Regions from separate parts of the Mus musculus genome. Here region 2 is linked to region 1. A link is a loop called in an ENCODE intact Hi-C map of the cell type or tissue named here. Cell type or tissue: gastrocnemius. All regions are shown on one strand. Each heading gives the region's core, and the rest is flanking DNA. Links, peaks and the distances in the headings are about the cores only.

The links. A loop is a pair of places that touch in the nucleus more often than their neighbours do. Peaks named below come from ENCODE experiments on the same cell type or tissue, not always from the same donor. Only the 100,000 strongest peaks of a DNase experiment are listed, where the experiment ranks them.
Region 2: a loop joins it to region 1, with 2.2 times the contacts of the local background. A loop is called at or near these places in 5 of 42 quality-filtered maps.

The regions. Positions count from the first base shown.
Region 1 is chr7:105,634,554-105,644,366 of GRCm38, reverse strand. Arfip2 (ADP-ribosylation factor interacting protein 2) reads left to right here and starts at 3,951. Exons shown (of 8, transcript NM_029802.4): 1 at 3,951-4,122; 2 at 4,902-5,042; 3 at 5,262-5,358; 4 at 6,040-6,158; 5 at 6,327-6,548; 6 at 7,089-7,246; 7 at 7,382-7,556; 8 at 7,974-9,813. The coding sequence starts at 4,944. The coding sequence ends at 8,129. Timm10b (translocase of inner mitochondrial membrane 10B) reads right to left here and starts at 3,922. Exons shown (of 3, transcript NM_019502.3): 1 at 3,745-3,922; 2 at 3,510-3,605; 3 at 2,521-3,339. The coding sequence starts at 3,774. The coding sequence ends at 3,163. It overlaps Gm22504 (a small nucleolar RNA gene), which reads left to right and starts at 1,891; the gene lies at 1,891-2,029. In gastrocnemius, for the core only: no CTCF peak of the experiment used is centred there; DNase peaks (open chromatin) are centred at 3,288, 3,958 and 4,884; H3K4me3 peaks cover 2,457 bases; H3K27ac peaks cover 2,437 bases.
Region 2 is chr7:105,576,913-105,586,725 of GRCm38, reverse strand. Apbb1 (amyloid beta (A4) precursor protein-binding, family B, member 1) reads left to right here and starts at 5,235. Exons shown (of 15, transcript NM_001253885.1): 1 at 5,235-5,591. In gastrocnemius, for the core only: a CTCF peak has its summit at 5,199; DNase peaks (open chromatin) are centred at 5,192, 5,449 and 5,917; H3K4me3 peaks cover 1,905 bases; H3K27ac peaks cover 1,580 bases.

The DNA.
Region 1 (9,813 bases), core at 2,642-7,641:
TCTGGGTATATAGATCAAAGGTAGAGCACTTTTTTAACATGTACAAAAACCTGAGTTAGACCTCCTGAAACCCTCTCCCCTCAAAAACCAAACCAAACCAACAAAACTATCCCTGCCAGATGGTGATAACACACACCTTTAATCCCAGCACTCAGGAGGCAGAGGCAGATGGATCTCTGTGAGTTTGAGGCCAGCCTAGTCTACAGAGTTTCAGGACAGCTAAAGCTACAGAGAAACTCTGTCTCAAAAACAAAAAAGCAAAACAAATAATTCCTGCACACTGCGTTTGAGAACTCTGCCCTGCCCTTACCATGCCAATGGCAAGACCTGAAAACAATCAGCAAGTATAGAAAGTGGGCAGTACGAAGGGGTTTCTCTTAAATGTTGAAGAAACTGGAGAGGAGACTGAAAGGAGAAAAGGACTGGCAGGCCGGATTGAGGCACATTTGCTTTTGCATTGAAGGCAAACAAGCTACAAATAGTGCTAGGTGTAAGAGCTCTCTACACTTAGTGTGGAGGGCATAGGTGTGACCCCAGCACTTGGAAGTAAAGGCCAGCTAATTTGAATCCAAGGTGTGATACTGCATAGTAAGACCATCTCAAAAACAAAACAAGACAGAGCAAAAAAAGTTCAGGTCATTCAGAGAGTAGGCTTCGGGCATATCTGTTTCCTAGTCTTTTTTCAGCAATTACTAATTATGTGTGACATAGGAAGAAAGGAAACACAGACAACTCACAGCACATGTTTATTGAAAGGATACATACAGGTGCTGACGTAGCGCTTTCTCGGCAGCCACACAATATCCTGGGTCTCCACCTTCCTGGTTTTGGGAACTAACAAGTTCACAAGCTGCTCTACTCACATGTGTACTTGTCAAGGAATAAGATTAATCTTGTAGTCAGGTCATTCTTTAAGGAAGCTCCTGGTCAGCAAGTTTTATATGCCTAAAGAATTATCTAGCAACAGGTTGTAGCCTGTGTCTGTAATTCCAGGATCTAGGAGGCTGAGACAGGAGGATCACAAGCTGAAGGCCAATGGGTCCACGGCAAAACCACCTAAAAGGAAAATGAAAAAAAGAAAAGAAAAGAAAAGAAAAGAAAAGAAAAGAAAAGAGAAAAGGGAAAGGAAAGGAAAAGAAAGGAAAGTGACACACCAAAATCTGCTTTCCAAGAACTGTGTAAGACAGGGCTCTCCTAAGGTCTGCTTTCTTGCTTCTTTACCTGTCTAGTGAAAAATAATACCTCCTAGTTTCACAATTAAAAGGAGTAAGTATGATAAATTTATACAAAATAACTCAACAGACACGATTTAGAGAAACAGCCTGCTGTAGTGCAAAGAATATCAGGCTTAATGTTCCAGCTGCACTTTATTGGTAGAGTCTTGATCTAACAGTGCAGACTGCTTCCAAACTTACAATTCTTGCCCTGTTAAGGATTACAGGCATGTATAACAAGCCTTGGAGCAAGATCTGCCTCTCAATATGGAATCAACTAAGATTTTCAACTTTTTGGCTGGCCAACACTTGGGAGGTAGAGGCAGAAGGACCAGGAGTTCAAGGTCATCTTTAGTTACAATTTCCAGGTCAGCCTTGGGTACATGAGACCACATCTCTAAATAAATAAATAAATAAATAAATAAATAAATAGATGCCTATTTCTGACCTATAGGTGGGGGGTAGGACAGCAAATCTGCTCTGCAAATCTGCTCTGTGAATAGTTGGTTTTGACGAGGAATTTAATTCCTCTGTTTAAAAAAAAGAAAAAAGAAAAAAGAAAGCTGGTCACCTGATGCAATACTGGAAGGGAAGGGATGGGATGGAATTACGGGAAGCAGTGAAGAGGAAGTGGGGAGCTTAGTTGTTACAAGTTCCTGCCTGCTGCCCTGAAGATGCTGTCCTAGATCAGCACCACAGACCTGGCCTAGCTGCTCAGCCCTGCCTGTGACATTGGGGCAAAGAGCAAGTGGCTCTTTCTATGCTCAGTGTCCAGAAGCCATTGAGCACTAAGAATGGTTTATAGCCTGACATTAAAAAAAAAAAAAAAAAAAAAGTTCTTGCCTGGCAAGCACAAGTACTTGTGCTCCATCTCCTGTAAAACAGTAATAAATGCAGACCCCATGCTGTCGCTTGCCCTGCAGGCTGTCATCCTTGAAGCCCCACAAGGTGGTACATGCCACATCCTCCTTCCTTCCCCATCTCCACACTAGGAATGAAGTCACAGAACCGGCAGCTGCCAGGAAAGGACTCCTCCTGAATACACATGTGAATCCCACAAGAGGGGGTGGGGAGTAATGAAACAAGAATAGAGAAGCTGGCATCAGAGCAGTTACAGTGAGACTAGTGTAAGGCACAGGGTAGAGAGCTGAAACTAGATTAGACAAGCAGTCAAACCCGAAGAGGAGGGGCACAGATGGCATTTAACCATCCCTCCCTAACACCATCTCCCTCTCCCTCGAGTTCTCTTCCTGAGGTTTGACCAATGCTGCCTTCCTGACTGACTCTGAAGACAAGAAAGCACTTCTTTGTTTAAAGTCTTTATTGCTAATTTCACAAAGGCAGGAAGTACTAAGAGAGTAAATTGGGGAAATGGTCAACATTCCTGAATTCTTAGAGGCTTGTCTTTGTTCTGTTGTCACTGACCTCCTAGGAAGCAGTGGCTAAAGCCTAAGGGGGTAGAGTTTTCTTCCTGCTTTTGTTGTTTGGTTTTACCTTCTTCCCCTAGGTTCACAGCAATTCTTTTTGACAGCTGAAAATAAAAACTAGTTATGAGTCAATGTATATTCAGGTCCTTGAGTTAGTCCCAAGGACAGCCACTGAGAGCTCTCCTTTTGGAACCAATTTCCCATTGCTATTACTAACCTTAAAGCTCTACCCATAATCCCTGCTTTTGCTGGGGTGCTGGGAATGCTGAATTTGTCCTTCTACACATAAGAAGGCACTACATCAACCTCCAGGGCTAAAGGCAGTACACATGCACTAGATGACAGAATAAAGGCTGGTACCCATAGACAAATAACCAGACTGTAAAAACGGGTTTATTGGCTCCAAGAAAAGGAGCAACAGCACCCAGCTTTCAAGCTCAATCTCTCTGTACACATTTAGATAAGCCCAAGGTCCATAGAGGAGCCCATCCAAGCACCTTCTCTCCAGGGGCCAGGGACGGCTAGCTGCCTGATGGCGAGTCTCTGGTCTGTTCTGCAGGAATACCTGGCGCGGCCGAGGCAGCCTCGTAGTCCGCGATGCGGCGCTGGACCAGGGCGGGCATGAGGTGCACGTAAGCGGCCATGAGGCGGTGGTTAGAATGGATGAGTTTCCCAGCACAGCTGTGCAGGCAGGCCTCCTGGAAGGAAGACGGAGGGAAGTAGAAACTAAAAGGGGTCCAGTCAAGCCCGCCTCCTTCCTTCCCGGTCCCCAGCCTAGGAGTGAGGTCAAGAAAGAGGGAGAAGATGGGGGGCTGGGGGAGGGTGTCACGTCACGTTGTCAACTCTGGGACCCCCACACTGTCTCCACCTCCTCAGCGTCCAGAGCTCGGTGGTGCAGGCTGGGCACACAGCGCTGGAAACACAGTTCTGTCATCCGATTGTAGACCAACAGGAAGTCTCGCAACTGAGAGAAAAGGGAACCACGACTTCACCACCGCTAAGGCTCCCCGGGATGCACAGCCCGTCTCCCCCTCGGGTTCTTGCGTGTACCCCTGGAAACAAACTGCACGTCTAACCCAGAGAGCAACTGCGCTCTCACTCACGTTTCTCAGTTGCTGCTGCTGCTGCTCCATCACGCCAAGGGCGCACAGCCCTAGTCACTTCCGCCCGTGGCGGGGTGGCAGGGTGGCGCGGGGTTGGGGGGGCGGAGGGGGGAGGTTAGAGCTCTCAGAGTCGCCCCGGAAGTAAACTCTCACTACTCCCCAAGAGCTTGAAGGCGTAGCTCCAGGCTCGTCCTGCCCACAACTGCAAACGTCACTTCCGCCCTTTTTCTCTGCGACGTGGCCGGCTTCTTCTGCCCAGAGAGCATGTCACTTCCGCCAAATCTCTGACCTGCTGCTAGGATCGCGACGAGAACTGGAACCCGAGGTCCCCGCGCGGTCCGGGCCTCGCGCCCTGAGGGGAAGAGCGGCCCGGCCCAGGTGAGAAGGACATACTTGGACGAAGGGAAGTTGAACGCACGAACCTGTACTGAGGGCAAAATGCCCTGAGCCCTTGGCAAGGATGAGGACACACCTGATGCCCAGGTGTATGGGGGTGGGGGGAGCCCCTCACATCTGGGAGGCTTCAGCTGACTTTGGAAGGGATTGCCCGTGTCCTGGGAAAGAGAGCCTTTCACCTGACACCAGGAACATTCACTAACTGCTTCAACCAAGGCCTGCTGGGGAGGGCCTAAGGGAGTCAGGTGCATGAGATGGAGAAAGGAAGAGCCCAGACCGGCTGAAGGAAGAGGGGAAGGAACACCAAAGAATGTGAAAGACCAGGATTGTAGAGCATGCCTGAGTGGCAAGTGAGAGTCTGAGCCTAGGAAAGGGTTCTGGTAAACATTGCCTCTGCAGGGTTAAGTTCCCAGAGAGCATAGACCTCCCCTCTGGTCCTCACTGCTATAATCCCATTGCCTCAGTATCTCACTCATAATAGACACTCACTAGATAGTTGTTGAATGACTGAATGCATGAATGGTTACTGAAGGCGAGGTAGGGGGGTTATGAGAAGACACCCGAGGCTTTGGTATGCATGCATCTGTAGAGATAATGTCCTCAGAAGAGAAGAAACACACAAACTCAAGGAAAGCCGTGGTGGCTGATCCCAGGACACCCAAGCCCAAAGACAACCCCTGAAACCTCTGAGAACACAGGGAAGGCCTCCTTGTTCTGGAGTGCTGGCCAGTTTCCAGAATTGTCTGTGTTGGGCTTTACAGCGTGCTGGGGTGGAGACCTTGACTCCAGTCCCTTCCCTAGCCATGACGGACGGGATTCTAGGGAAGGCAGCCACAATGGAGATTCCCATCCACGGAAATGGCGAAGCTGGGCAGCTTCCTGAAGACGATGGGCTGGAGCAGGTGCTTCTGTTTGATTCTTCTCATTGTTTTGTTATACATTCCTGACTTATAAACCTTTAATTTCCCCTGTCCCGGTAGCCTTCAGTTAACTAAACTCCTTCATACTTTTCAAATCTTCTTTATGGTTCTGTACAGACTTTACTATGCACTGTCTCCGTCCCCAAAATGTTTCATCCATCCCTGTGTTCCTGAGGTGCCCCCCTCTTCTCTGACCTATAGGACCTCCAGCAGGTGATGGTGTCAGGACCCAACCTCAATGAAACTAGCATTGTGTCTGGTGGCTATGGGGGCTCTGGTGACGGACTCATCCCCACAGGTATGAATGATAGAGATAGGCTTGAGGGGTGGGGTGTTGAGACAGTTTGCAGGCACATAGACACATACAGGAAAGCTTGACTCCTGGACTGGAGAGCTTGCGAACTGCTGGTGTGAAGTTCATAGACAGTCCAGTCCCAGGCCAGCTCCCAGAGTTGCCCATCTGCCTCCCACTGGCCAGTCAGTCTCGAAGATAATCTCACTCGTCTTCTCCTCCTTGCCGCCACCATCTGAGCCAAGTTAAGACCTTAAGGTTATGAGCACTCAGGAGCTTAAGGCCAGTTTGGAGCTTTGTGAGGCTTCTCAGAGTTTCATTTTAGACTCTTTTACTGGCTAGAATTCTACCTAGAAATATAAGCCAACTTCTCTGTTTTTCTGTGTTCACCATCTTTGATCCTGCCAATCGCACATGTCATGTTTGCTTCTATTCCCGCTTATCTCGTACACCAACAACACTCCTACCCTACTCCAAGAATGCCAGATACATACATTGAATTGATTTGGTTGTCAGGACATGAGTCCTTGTTCCCCCTAGTGACCAGAAGAATGCAGTTGTCTGTCTAGATAGTCCTTCTTCAGAGAGGTCATTTCGTGTGTTTGGGGGGGTGGGGGGGAGGAGTGAGCCACAGAAGTGTATGGTTTTATCTAAGAGAAACTGGTGTCAGAGAACTTGGTCCTTTAGGGTCTGGCCGACATCCATCTCACAGCACGTCACCCTCTGGCCCTGGTGACGAGGTGGCCCGGGGCATCGCTGGAGAAAAGTTTGACATCGTCAAGAAATGGGGCATCAACACATATAAGGTAAGATTCAAGTGCTTCTCCTCAGAAATTCTCCGTGGGGACCTTTTCCCTTTCCCCAGGTCTTACTGTGTAGTCTTTGCTATGACTAAGAGAACGGGGGTGCTGGAGTAGTTCATTGTTGGGGTGGAGTTTAGATTTCTGACCTCACCCCCCCCCCCTTCCAATCAGTGCACAAAGCAGCTGTTATCAGAGAGATTTGGCCGAGGCTCCCGGACTGTGGATCTGGAGCTAGAGCTGCAGATTGAGTTGCTGCGTGAGACGAAGCGCAAGTATGAAAGTGTCCTGCAGCTGGGCCGGGCACTGACAGCCCACCTCTACAGCCTGTTGCAGACCCAGCATGCACTAGGTGATGCCTTTGCTGACCTCAGCCAGAAGTCCCCAGAGCTTCAGGTGCCTCAGCCAAAACAAAGAGGGTGGGGGTACTGGGCCCTGGTCCTTCCAGGCAGGCTTTCCTCAGCCTCCCTCCCTCCCTCCCTCCTGCAGCCCCCAGGGAGAACCCCTCTGGGGTGCGCCCAGTCCTGCCCCCAGCATCACTCACCTATGGAGGCAGCCTAAGGGTTTGTACAGAGGCCCAGAAGTTGGAAGGGTTGTGGGAGAGGGCTCACCAGTACCTCATAAGTAACCTGTCTCCACATCATCAAGAATGCCTTTGGTGCTTGGCCTAATCAGATTCCCTCCCTGCCTGCTGCACTAGCTCTCCGTGTTCTGTCTTGTAAACTCACCTAAGAACTCGTACTCCCCACACTCTTACCTCAGGCATCGCCAAGGGACCCTACTAACTTTGTGGCTAAGAGAGCCTTGCTAGAGGCAGTCTGGTTGTTGTAGTTTTGATGGCTGTTTCTTCTTTGGGATGGAGGGATATGAAGGGCTCTACAGCTGCAGTCAGGTAAGGAGTGTTACTCAATGCCTGTGCCTCCCTTCTGCCCTTAGGAGGAATTTGGCTATAATGCAGAGACACAAAAGCTGCTGTGCAAGAATGGGGAGACGCTGCTAGGGGCTGTGAACTTCTTTGTCTCTAGCATCAACACACTGGTCACCAAGACCATGGAAGACACACTCATGACTGTCAAACAGTATGAGGCTGCCAGGTGTGGGCCCACGGTTTGGGAAGTTGGCTGGCATGGGTGAAAATGCAAACATTAGGGGCATACAGATTCAGAAAGGAAAGGAAATATGAGTGTGGATGAAGAGGTGGAGACCAGCCTTTATCACCCCCTTCCCAGGCTGGAATATGATGCCTACCGGACAGACTTAGAAGAGCTGAGCCTAGGGCCCCGGGATGCAGGGACTCGTGGTCGACTTGAGAGTGCCCAGGCCACTTTCCAGACCCATCGGGACAAATATGAGAAGCTGCGGGGAGATGTGGCCATCAAGCTGAAGTTCCTGGAAGAAAACAAGGTGCTGCCCTACTCCCTTGGTCCTAAGTCACCTAAGTCCTAAGACACAGTACCTATCCCTTCAGACCCTTCTGATTGTTGGGTGCGGAGCTGCCCCTGGCTAGGGAGTGGGTTGTTCCCCTAGCCCCTTGAAACCTGAGCACTTTCAGTTCACCCTCCTCATCACTGGCTTCTAGTCCCAGTAGCATAACTGAAAAAAACATTGCCCCTTGGCTGGGGTTCCAGAACCCTAAACCCAGCAGATTAAGTCAGGTTTCTTTCTTCATATTGCCCCTTCTCTTTTGACTTCTTGAAAACTCCCTACCCCAAAACACTGTCAGCAGAGTCTATTTGCTCTGGACTGTGTCTGGGCTTAGGCTTGTAGCCCCTCCCTGAGGGTGCCTGAGTCTAGCCTTAGCTGACCCTGCTGGGCCCCCAGATCAAGGTGATGCACAAGCAGCTGCTGCTCTTCCACAATGCCGTGTCTGCCTACTTCGCTGGGAACCAGAAACAGCTGGAGCAGACTCTTCAGCAGTTCAACATCAAGCTGCGGCCTCCAGGAGCCGAGAAGCCTTCCTGGTTAGAGGAGCAGTGAGCAGCTCCCAGCCCAACTTGGCTATCAAGAAGGACACTGGGCGGGGCAGCCCCAGGGTGGAGGAGATTGGACATGGGATGTCCTTTGCCACTTACTTGCTGGCTTGGGCTCGTTTTTTCTGACTGGGGTCTGACACCAGTTTTGCCCACTGCTGTGGTCTGAAGAGGCCCGTAGGCCCGTAGGCCCAGAAGCTGCTGTCCTGCCCTTTATCTTCCTGGCCACTGGGCTTCATTCCCAGATCTTTTCCTTTCACTCCACAGCCAAAGGCTATGACAAAACACTCCCTGGCCAATGGCATCACTCCTCAGGCCTATCCCCAGCTCTTGGGATGTGCCCCTGACCAAAGACAGGACCTCAAAAGGTTCTGTCAGCCAATGGCAGCTCTTCTTGGGCTCCTCTGGGCCAATAGTGTTGCCTCCAGTACCCTTTGTTCCCTCCTCAATGTGTGTCCATTGCAGAGAAGGGGACTGGGACCAAAGGGGTGGGGATAATGGGGAGCTGCATTTGTGGCCCTGCATCTGAATGGGCCCTCCCCTCATCCACCCACCCAGTTGAACTGTGCTTAGAACCCCAGAAGACTGGGTTCTAGCACTAGGAATAAACCTTTCATAAAAGCAGGCCCAGTGAGGTCAATTTGTGGGGGACTAGAGGAGGGTGGATTGGTAAGAAATGCCCAGTAATCTTGCATTCAGTTCCTATGAATTCAGAAGAGCTGCAGCTAAGTTTGAGAAGCTGCCGAAGGCCTGATGCCCCTCACTTTCAGAGCCAACGCTTTATTTTTCTCTTCCCGTTAGCACCAAGGCAATCTATGTGTCTGAAGAGCATAGGGTCCAGAGGGGGTTGGGCCGGCTAACCATCATGCATTCAATCATACAGCCGATGTTTACTGAGTGCTTTTATTTGCCAGGCACTGCGTTAGGCCCTGGGGAAACATCAGTGAATAAAACGCAGTCCCTGCTCACAGTGCTTAAGGCCTAGTGGGGGATAGAGACAAGTAACCAGGCAACTACAATACAATGAGAAATGCTAGGATACAAGATGCAGTGGGAGCACCAGATAAGGGGCATCTAGCTTAGACTGAGGTAGGGATGGCGATGCCAGTTTAAAAGCTGAGATCTGAAAAGTAAGTAGCGAACAGCTGAGGAAGAAAGGCCAATGCTCATAAAGTCTGAATAAGAATTCAGTCCAGAATGAAAAATTAAGTGGGTGAGAGACAAGAGGCAGACTTGATCTTTGGAGAAATGGAACTAAGAAACCTCTTAGAGGTCTGGCAGCACGGGAGAAGCGAAGTGTAGAGAACATACTTCCTGGACTATTGGGTAGCCTAGTGACCCTTGCTTGTCACTCTAAGCATGAACCCTGCCTGAGCTCCTTCACATCCAGTGAGTAGCTACCGCAGAGATAAAGGCATTCTCACCGCACCTGCTGCAACCTGCACTGCTCTTGTTGAAGTCAAACCTTAATTGTATAAGAAATCACAAGAAAACTCCCAGCAGCACTTTAGACAGGGCTTGAGTGCGGTCAACTACAGGTCCAAAGACAACTGCAGACTTCTTCAGCATTCTGTCCCCTCTAGAGGGTGGAGAAAGGGGACCAACCCAGTCAGCAGGTTCCCACAGCACAGGGTGCACACCACTCTGACTTGACTCTTTGTCAGTGATAACTGCAATCCCCAGCCAGGCTT
Region 2 (9,813 bases), core at 2,727-7,726, 58 kb after region 1:
GCATATGTGTCTGTGTAGATGTATGGCTCATGCACATGACTATGCATAGAGGCCAGGTGAGTAGGATCCCCTGGAGCTAGAATTACAAGAGCTGTGAGCATCTCAACATGAGTTCTGGGAACCAAACCGTTGTCTTTTGCAGAAGCAGAAAGCGTTCTTAACTACTAAGCCATCTCTCTAGACATTCTCTCTCAGACTGGCTTCCAAATTGAGATCCTCTTGCCTCTGTCTCCCAAAAGCTATGTTTTTTCTTTCTTTCTTTCTTTCTTTCTTTCTTTCTTTCTTTCTTTCTTTCTTTCTTTCTTTCTTTCTTTCTTTCTTTCTTTCTTCCTTTCTTTCTTTCTTTTCTTTTTTTTTTTGTGGTTTTTCCAGAACAGGGTTTCTCTGTGTAGCCCTGTCTGTCCTGGAACTCACTTTGTAGACCAGGCTGGCCTCGAACTCAGAAATCTGCCTGCCTCTGCCTCCCAAATGCTGGGATTAAAGGCGTGCGCCACCACTGCCCGGCTGTTTTTAGTTTCTTGAGGAATCTCCATGCCACAAGGCTAGAATCTTTAAATTTTTAAAAAAAGATTTATTTTTTGCACATAAGGGTGTTTTGGATGCATGTGTCTGTGCACCAGAGACCAGAAGAGGGCATCAGATCCCCTGAAACTGGAGTTACAGACGATTGGGAGACACTCTGTGGGTGCTGGGGGTTCACTAAATAAGCAGCCAGTACTCTTAATAGCTGAGCCATCTCTCCAGTCTCCCAAACCAAACTCCATTCTCCAATCGTTTTCCATTTGTTACCTCCTGTTTCTTCCAAGCATCTCACATGGAGGGCCTTCATTTACTTACCTACCTACTTTCTGTTTGCTCAGTTCATCACTCTGGGAACCTCAGTTTTCTGCTGATGTGGATCAGACTATGGGGGTTCACGACCTTCATCATGCTGAATTCAAAGAATGCTGTTTTTGCTTTGACCTTATTGGAAATCTTTGCAGTGGTTGATGCTGTCGACCATTTAATAGTCCTTGAATTCCTTCCCTTGGATCTTATCCATGATGTTACTTTCTCTCAATTCCTCTCTTACTCTCAAGTTTCTTCTTGGCTTCTTTTCCTTTCCTGTCCTGTTCTTTCCCTTGCTGGCTCTCCAAGCCCTGGCATTTCTCAAGTTCAGGTCTCAGGCCTTTGTCTTTTTACCTTAGTGCTGTTGTGGGTTAGGATTTCTTTTTGTTTGGTTGGTTTTGGCTTTTCGAGACAGGGTTTCTCTGCGTAGTCCTGGCTGTCCTGGAACTCACTCTGTAGACCAGGCTAGCCTACAACTCATAGAGATCCTCCTGGCACTGCCTCCTGAATGCTGCATTAAAGGTGTGCACCACCACCACCTGGCTAGGATAGTTCTATTGAAGTGTTTTAAGGAAGTTCTTGCCAGGTCTGGAATCTGGTTTCTGAATTCCACCTCCACAAGAATATTTTATTCTATAGATTTTTTAAATAAATGCTACCACCCAGTAGTACGAGAGTTTATTACCTCAAATTTAAAAAAAAGTATATTTTTAAAGAAAAAGTATAATATAAAATCAACATTTCACTGAGCAATGGTGATGCATGCCTTTAACCCCAGAATTTGGGAAGCAGCTGCAGGTAGATCTTTGTGAGGCTGAGGCTGGCCTAGTCTACATGGCAGCTACACAGAGAAATCCTTTCTTGGAAAACAACAACAACAAAACAAAGCAAACAAACAAAACCCCTAATAGGATGAGAGAGAAGAGCAGAGAAAGGGAGAGTGTGGATGCATACTGATTCTGTGTAGGTCAGAAGGTTTTGTAAGCCTAGGAGTAGGTAAGGAATTCAGGAAGACTGTATAAATCTAACACACCAGAACACTACCTGTATGAAGTATGCATCTTTTTCTTGTCTTATACTCTAGCTAATTAGACTATGGAAGTTTAAATGAGAATGCCTCTCTGCCACCCCATAAGGCTCATAAAATTGAACACTTGGTCCCCAGTTGGTGGAACTGCATGGGAAGGATAAGGAGGTGTGGCTTTATTATAGGAAGTGAATCAGTGGGACACACTTGAGGTCTTTTTGTTTTGTTTTGGTTTTTTGAGACAGGGTTTCTCTGCATAGCCCTGGCTGTCCTGGAACTCACTCTGTAGACCAGGCTGGCCTCGAACTCAGAAATCCGCCTGCTTCTGCTTCCCAAGTGCTGGAATTAAAGACATGTGCCACCACTGCTCGGCACACTTTGAGGTTTTAAGACTTGATACATTTCTGTTAATTCTCTGCCTTGTGATTGTGCCATACCTTCCTGCCTGCTGCCGTGGTAGTGATGAGCTTCCATCCCCCTGGAACTGTAAGCCCCAAATAAACTCTTCCTTCTATAAATTGCCTTAGTCGTCGTGTTTTATCAGAGCAACAGAAAAGTAACTAATGTGGGTTGTGGTGGTGGTGATGTATGCCTTGAATCCCAGCACTCTCAAGGCAGAGGCAGTGAGTCTTTGTGAGTTTGAGGCCAGCCTGGTCTACAGAGCAACTTATAGGACATACAGGGCTAAACAAAGAATTTCTGTCTTGAAAATAAACAAACAAAAAAAGAAAAGAAAGTGAAAGAGAAAGAGAAAGAAAGAAAAATAACTAATGTATGCTCATCATTCTTGCCAGATTGTCCAAGTTTGTGATTATCTATAAATATTTCCTGAATACCTCAGCCCCTTGTTCAATGAGATTTGAAAAATTTTGGTGGGCCATTTTAGGTGAGTGGTATCTCTGACTTTTCTCACTGGTCAAAGCAAAAAATCTAGAAGTTATTTTCTGCCATGTCCTCAAGCCAATGCCCAGTTAATTAACTGATCACTAAATTTCTGTTTATTCTGTCTCTTGAATTTATTGAGTCTATGCAATGTTCTCCATTCTTAATCCTGCTGGTATAGGTCTTAGTCATCACATCCCACCTTAGCTACCTTAATTACCTCCTAATTGATCTCCACCCTTCTCAACATCCACACTCTGATGACTTTCTTTTATATATATATAAGATTTATTTATTTATTTTATGTATATGCGTACACCATTGCTCTCTCCAGACACACTAGATAGAAGAGGGCATCAGATCCTATTACACATGGTTATGAGCCACCATGTGGTTGCTGGGAATTAAACTCAGGACCTCTGGAAGAGCAGTTGGTGCTCTTAACCACTCAGCCATCTCTCCAGCCCTCTGATGATTTTCTACTTAACGTTCAGAACTGACTATAGAAGGCTCAACTTGATTTGACACTATTCTATCTTCTCTGTCATTTTTATGTACCACCACACTTGCCTTAGTCTGTTTTCTGAGGTTACAACTAAGTACCACAGACAGGGTATTTACTGATATTTCTAGAATCTGGGATGTCCAAGATCAAGGTGAACACTTTGTGAGGTTCAACTTGATGTTAGGATTCTGTGGGGGTCTAAGATAGCACAGGGTCATCTCTATGGTAAGAAGAGGGACGTGCTAAAAAAAAGACACAGACAAACTAGCTTTTATACTAGACCTGTTCTCCACACAACCCTATAATACATTAAACCACGAACGAACAAATTCACCCATAAAAGCTGAACCTTCACGACTTCCGGGGGGCCAGGGTGGGTGGGAGGGGTTGAGGCAGACTTCTGGGGTTCAGGCTGGCCTTGGTTATGGCCCTCTCGACTCACCGTGAGTTTGGGTGGCCATCTTTAAACTACAGCAATCTTCACACTCCTCCTGTACTCCTGCTACTTTGAGTAATTTTCTACTCTTCTGTGTGACCTCTATGTCATCCTGTCCTCACACTTAAACTTTACTTCCTGTGGGAGCCTTCCAAATCTCCTGGGCCAGAATAACCTGACACACACAGTGTCCCGTGTCTTTTCCTTAAGACACCATAATTTTAATTACCTATGTGGTGTCTCTTCCCTCTTTTAATCTGTAAGCTGAATGAAAGCAGGAACTCTCTTTTGCTTTCTGGGTGTTAGCACCAAGGACAGTGTGTCATACCATACACCTATTTGCTGAGAGTGAGTGAGTGAATGAATGAATGTCCTTCTAGGTAACACGTGCTCATTTCTCAAGGATCCAGGTCAGGTGCGTGTCTTCCAGGTGGGATGCAGCTGAACCAGATTCTTTTGGGGATCTTTATGTCCGGCTTGGGATCCAACATGGTTTGTATTTCCTAGGTGCTTGTCAGATTACAATGGATTCTTAGCCACAAGTCAGTAACTGTACAAGATGAGTGATGGACATAGGGAGTTTTGTTACACTGCTCCACTTTTGCACATAAGTGCAAATGTCTATAACAAAAATTTAAAACATTCATATTTACCCAGGGATAAATGAAAGTATATTCAAAGTACTTTGGAGTACTTGCTTTGAACAAGCCAGAGATTGATAAAGTGACCCTGCATTAAGAGTATGTGTGTGTGTGTGTGTGTGTGTGTGTGTACTTTTCCACGTCAGGGAAATTCTTTAGAAGATGAACATAAGATGAAATAACAAATTTAGATTTGGGCACTGTTAGACTTAGATGCATCTCCAATCAGTTTTTCAGTATGTTCAGAGCCCACCGAGCCCACAGCTCAGGGGACAATGCTTTTGGGGTTTCTGCCCCTCTTTGCCCTTGATGTCAGGGATCTGACCATTAAGATTTGCCTCATTGTCTATCCAGGGCCTGCAGTGAACAGGAAAATAGCCAAGTACAGCATTTCTGTTTAATTTCCACTCAGTTCTCCATTTGGTCCTTTCCTAGAGTTAATTTCTACCCTGGAGTGCAGTGGGGGGGGGGGAGGCGGGGTGGGGGACGCTGTGTCATAGCTTTATATTCAGAGGCACGGGTAGAGTGTAAGAAATATCTCAGTTCTGGTTTAGTTTAACCACTTACTCTGTTACTGAGGGCAAGTCGTGTTACCCTTCAGAATGTCAGCACCTGCCTCTCAAATCCCGAGAACAACAATTGTGGGAATTGCACAGCGCTGGTTTGAGGATGAATGCAAGCAAATGGTTGAACATAGAGCCTGGTACAGAGTAAGCGGTCAATAAATACGCGCTATTATTATCCACAGGACGTCAGGGAGTGCTACCACAAGAGCCAGAGAGCAGCCGGCTGCCAGCCTCTTGAGGCGCAGCCACGGTCCCAGCACCCGTGTCTCTCTCCACCCTCCTCCTTCCCCCCTCCCTAGCGGATCAGACTCCGTGCTCTAGGCGCGTCTCCCGGCGTCGGTGCAGGACCGACGCGGAGGTGAGTCCACGGTGGCATGGAAGGGGAGAGCTGGGCAGGGTCCTGGGAGTTGGGTGCAGCCGTGCGGGGATAGACAGGAGGCCTGGGACGCAGGGCTTGCGAGGGTCAAGGGTCTGCAGGGTGCGGCTGGGGCAGCTGCAGCCAGTGCGGCTCGCACTCGCTCGCGCGCCCCGCCCCGGCCAAGATGGCGCCCCTCCCCCTCCCGTGCGCGGCTCCGCCGCTCGGGGCGCGGCCTCGCGGCCTGCGCGCTCCTGGGCGGGGGATGTTGTGATGGAGAAGCTGCGGTGTTGCGGGAGCCTTGCAGCTTGAGCTACCTTCGCCACCTGGGCCTGGGGCCTCGCCGCGCAGGTAGGTGCTGCTCCGTCTCCAGCCCAGCCCCGGGAGCAGGATCCCCAGCCTCAGCAGCCCTTAACCCTTGCAGCCTCTTCTTCTCAGAAGTCCAGGTCTCCAAGCCAGGCCTGATTACCCCCCACCCAACTCCCTTCGCCGCCTTCCTACCGCGGGCCTGCAAAATCACCCTCCGCAGGATCACTTTGGTCCTAACACCGACCGCTCCCCAAAGCTTTGCTTCTTGATCCTCTAGGATGCCCGGCGGGGGCGGGGAGGAGGGGGTGAGCGGGGGGGGGGGGGGGAGAGCGAGGGGCGATAGAAGAGTGGGGGAGGGGACGTCTAATGCTGGGAAGGGGACTTGGATCCGGGTAGGAGCCAGGCCGTGCGATTCCAGACTAGAGCCCCAGGCTTGGGATCTGTCAAGCTGCATTCTGTTGTCCTCAGCGACCGAGGGGTGTGCCCTGGGACCGGCGGGGTTCCCATCTCAGCCTGACAGAGAGGCCTAGCAGCGACTAGAGTGCTCCTTAGGAGCAGTTTTCCCTCTCCAATTCAGATGTTATTTCCAGCCTCTTCCGAGTCCTGTTTGTAGGTTGCATTCTGAGCCCCTAATTTCCCATTCATTTTAAAAATCCACTCCATTCTGTCTCTGACATCCACCGAAGCTTCTGAGCAAGGTCACTGGAGCCCTCCTTGTAACTCCAATGGACACTTGGCGGCTGTGAGCCCATTACCACTGAGTATGTGTCAGTCTCCTTGAAGCATTTTTTTTCCTGGTTTTCCTCCTAGGCACTGTCTATTGCTTTGAAGTGTTCTCTTGTCTCGTCTCTGCATATGTGATGCTATTCTGGCCTGAGCTGCGTTCTTTCACTCTGACCTTTTCCCTTGACCATTTCTTGCATGTCTAACTCTTTAAATTTCATATATAAGCTGCTGAGTCCCAAATTTATTTGTCTGGCCCAGACCACTGCTGAAATGCAAACTCATATATACTCAACTGTCCTCTGACATCCTTTTGAACAGTTCAACAGGAATTCCAAACCTACAGATTTCAAGGTGAATTAATTAACATCTCTTGTTCCCCTCATACCTCACTTACATGTCTGTTGTTCCTTCAGCCTCTCTCAATGACATCTGTCCATTCAGTTCAGGTTATGGTCACAGTGAGGTGGGGTCTGAGCAACATTCACCCTCACCTCTCGACATCAGATCTCACCAAGCTCTGTCATGCCCACGACTTCAATATTTCTCAGGTCTGCTAATGTCACTGGAGCTCAATTGCTGTCACACTTAGTGAAGACAGCCCCCCTGACTGCTCTTGTTTATTCCCTCTTAGTTACACAGCACTCATAATGGTCGTTTTAAAAATGCATCCAATCATTTATTCATTTAACAAATAGGATTTGAGCACCTAATATTTACAAGGCACCGCGAGAGGTACTAAAGATGTCATAAGAAAACAGAATAGACTGGGTTCACGTCCACAGAGAAGTGATGTCTTTGCAGGAAGTCAAATAAGAATGACATTGTAAAGATAGTCAGCATCATGAAGGAAGATGCATGGTGCGCTGAAAGATCCGAAGAACAGAATCTAGGCTGTCAGGGTGGCTAAGCGAGAAGGGGCCAAGGGAAGATGCTCTTAGGAGTATTCAGCTTGAACTAGAATGTAAAGGGAGAGTTGGGAAAATGAGGCTCAGACCATGCTTATGCCTTCCAGGAATCAAAGAAAGCAGCTTAGGCTGGGCAGGTCAATGACAAGAGTTGGGGCCAGAGGGTGAGGGCCATGGTTGGGATAACAGGGCAGTTTAGACAATGCTACGGATTTTGACCATAAGATCATTGACTTTGGTGCAGACTATGAGTGTTAGTTGTTAGGTACAGAGTGGATAAGTCCAGAATATTTTCTCAGAATGTGATCGTTGTCTGGGAGTGGACAGCAAGGGCCGCACATGTATCTCTAGGATCATACAACAGAGGACAGAACAGGTGCACTGTATCCCGTGGTCTCGGATCCTGAAAGAGAATGAGATAGGATGGTAGGAATGAGAAACATGAACGAATGTATTAGTTTGAGAGGCTTCTGGGACAGCTAGATGGAGTTGTTGGGTAGGGAGTTGAAAGTTCATGTCTGGAGTTCCGATGAGGGAACTTCAAGTTTGGAAATCATCGTTGTATAGATGGTAACTGGGTCTGGGGGCATGAATGAATACTTCTACCGAACACAGGCCAAGGAAGAGAAAAGGGTATAAGTCAACGCTGTGGGAAACCCAGCCTCTAATGGCTGGGAGGAAGATGAGCCAGCAAGGAAGTCTTAACAAGCAGGCAAACAAAACAAAACCCCAAACAAACGGGTAGCCAGATTCATGGAAAGAAATCCAGGAATGTAGATCATGGAAGCTATGAATGCACACTGGACAAGGGGCTCCTGAGGCTAAATTCTGCTGAAAGTACACATGCTGGCCAGACATCTATTAAATGCCAGGGGGGCCATCTGGACCTTAGTAGATGCTGTTACCAAGTCTTACTGAGAATGGAAGCAGAGTTAAAAAAGCCAAAAGGGAAGAGAGGAAATGGCTGTAGTGAGTGTGGAGAGAAAGAGGCCCTAAGGAGCTTAAGGGAAGGTCAGGCCAAGAAACACTTTGCTCTTACATCTAAGTAGTAGGCGAAACACTTGGTTTTAGACAAAAAGAGAAAGAACAGATTCATCCCGTTTGGGGTTTGAGGATGTTCCCCAATTAGTGACTTCCCTTTCTTCCAGGAATTGGAAAGGAAATTGAGAGACTGGGAGAATTGAGGGGTGGTCCAGGAGATTGATGTGCAAGCAGGCTTCGCTCCTAGAGCTGCAGAAAGCCAAGGGTCTAGTCATGTGGTATTCTTTCTCTATCACAGTAACTGATTTATTCCACCAATGAAAAGTGCCTTTTGGTGGGCAGGTGCGATGATGTCAGCAGACGAAGATGCTTAGTATCAAACCTGATGACCTGAGTTCAGTCTTCAGGCCCCACGTGGTGGAGAGAGAACAGACTCTCTTCAGTTGTTCTCACACTTGTGCTATAGTGAAGGTGTGCCCCCACACAAAATAATAAATGTAAATAAAAAATAAATGTAAATAAAATGTAAATTAAAAAAAAAAGAAGAAAGTACTTATAGATACTAGGAATTGTCCTAGAGATTGGTGTCCTACTATACAGTAAGGAGTTGTGCAGTGACTCCCAAGAGTATGACTTCCTCCAGGGGAGGAACCATTTTCTATTGTTGATACCCTTGACCATGTTTAGTGCAGTGCCTGGCATCTTGTAGGCTGTCAGGTTGGAAGACTCCTGGCTTTGGACAGGACTCAGCTCATTGACCTATGGTGTGATGTTAGCCTTTTCAGGCTTTGTGGGTTCCTCCTTAGTCTCTACCCAAGGCCCGACTTAGCTTCGTGCTGTACATTTATCTTTGTGGAGGAGAGGGGTGTAGGTATGCAGGAGCCACAGTGAAGATATAAAGGTATGGAGGTCAAAAGACAATTTATGGAGTTCATTTTTGCCTTCCACCGTGTGGTTCCTGAGGATTGAGCTCGGTCATCTGGCTTTTTGGCAAGATCACTCATGTTATGAACCATGTTGGCACCTTTTTATCCTCTGAGATGTCCCAAGTATAGATAACCCCAGTGAGAGAGGAGAGATTGGATTATTCTTTTTTCAAGAAACTATGTACCTGGTTATCTTTTTGGCTTCAAAAAGTCAGGGTGGTGGCCACATTGCCTCAGGCTAGACGGCTATGTCTCGGCACTTGCAACAAACTTACCCAATCTAATCTAAAATTGCCTTCTTCTCTGGTGTCCTGATGGTCAGGGCTGCCCTAAAGTCAACCTGGCTCTTCACGCACCCAGTGACACAGAACCTGTGTTCTCTTCAGGTACATTTCCTAGTGTTATGAAAGCCAGTCCCAGCCTGACTTAGAAACATGGCTTTTCTCCACCATTGCCTCAGAGAGTTCATCATTCCTGATATCCTGTGAGCTGTCAGAGGCATGGGGTCTCTGTGAGATGCTGCCATTGAACAGTCAGTGAGCCAGGACTTCGGGTTTCATTCTTTTTCTCCCTCTTTTCACAGACCGGAGCCTTACCTGGCCAGGCTCTGTCCCATCTTCCCGGTCAGGCCCCCTTCATCATTCTCTAGCTCCTTCCTTAAGACCACCTTCATCCACTCTAGCCTAAGGTGACAGGACAAGCTTCCTGGGTATCTGTTCCCAGCCA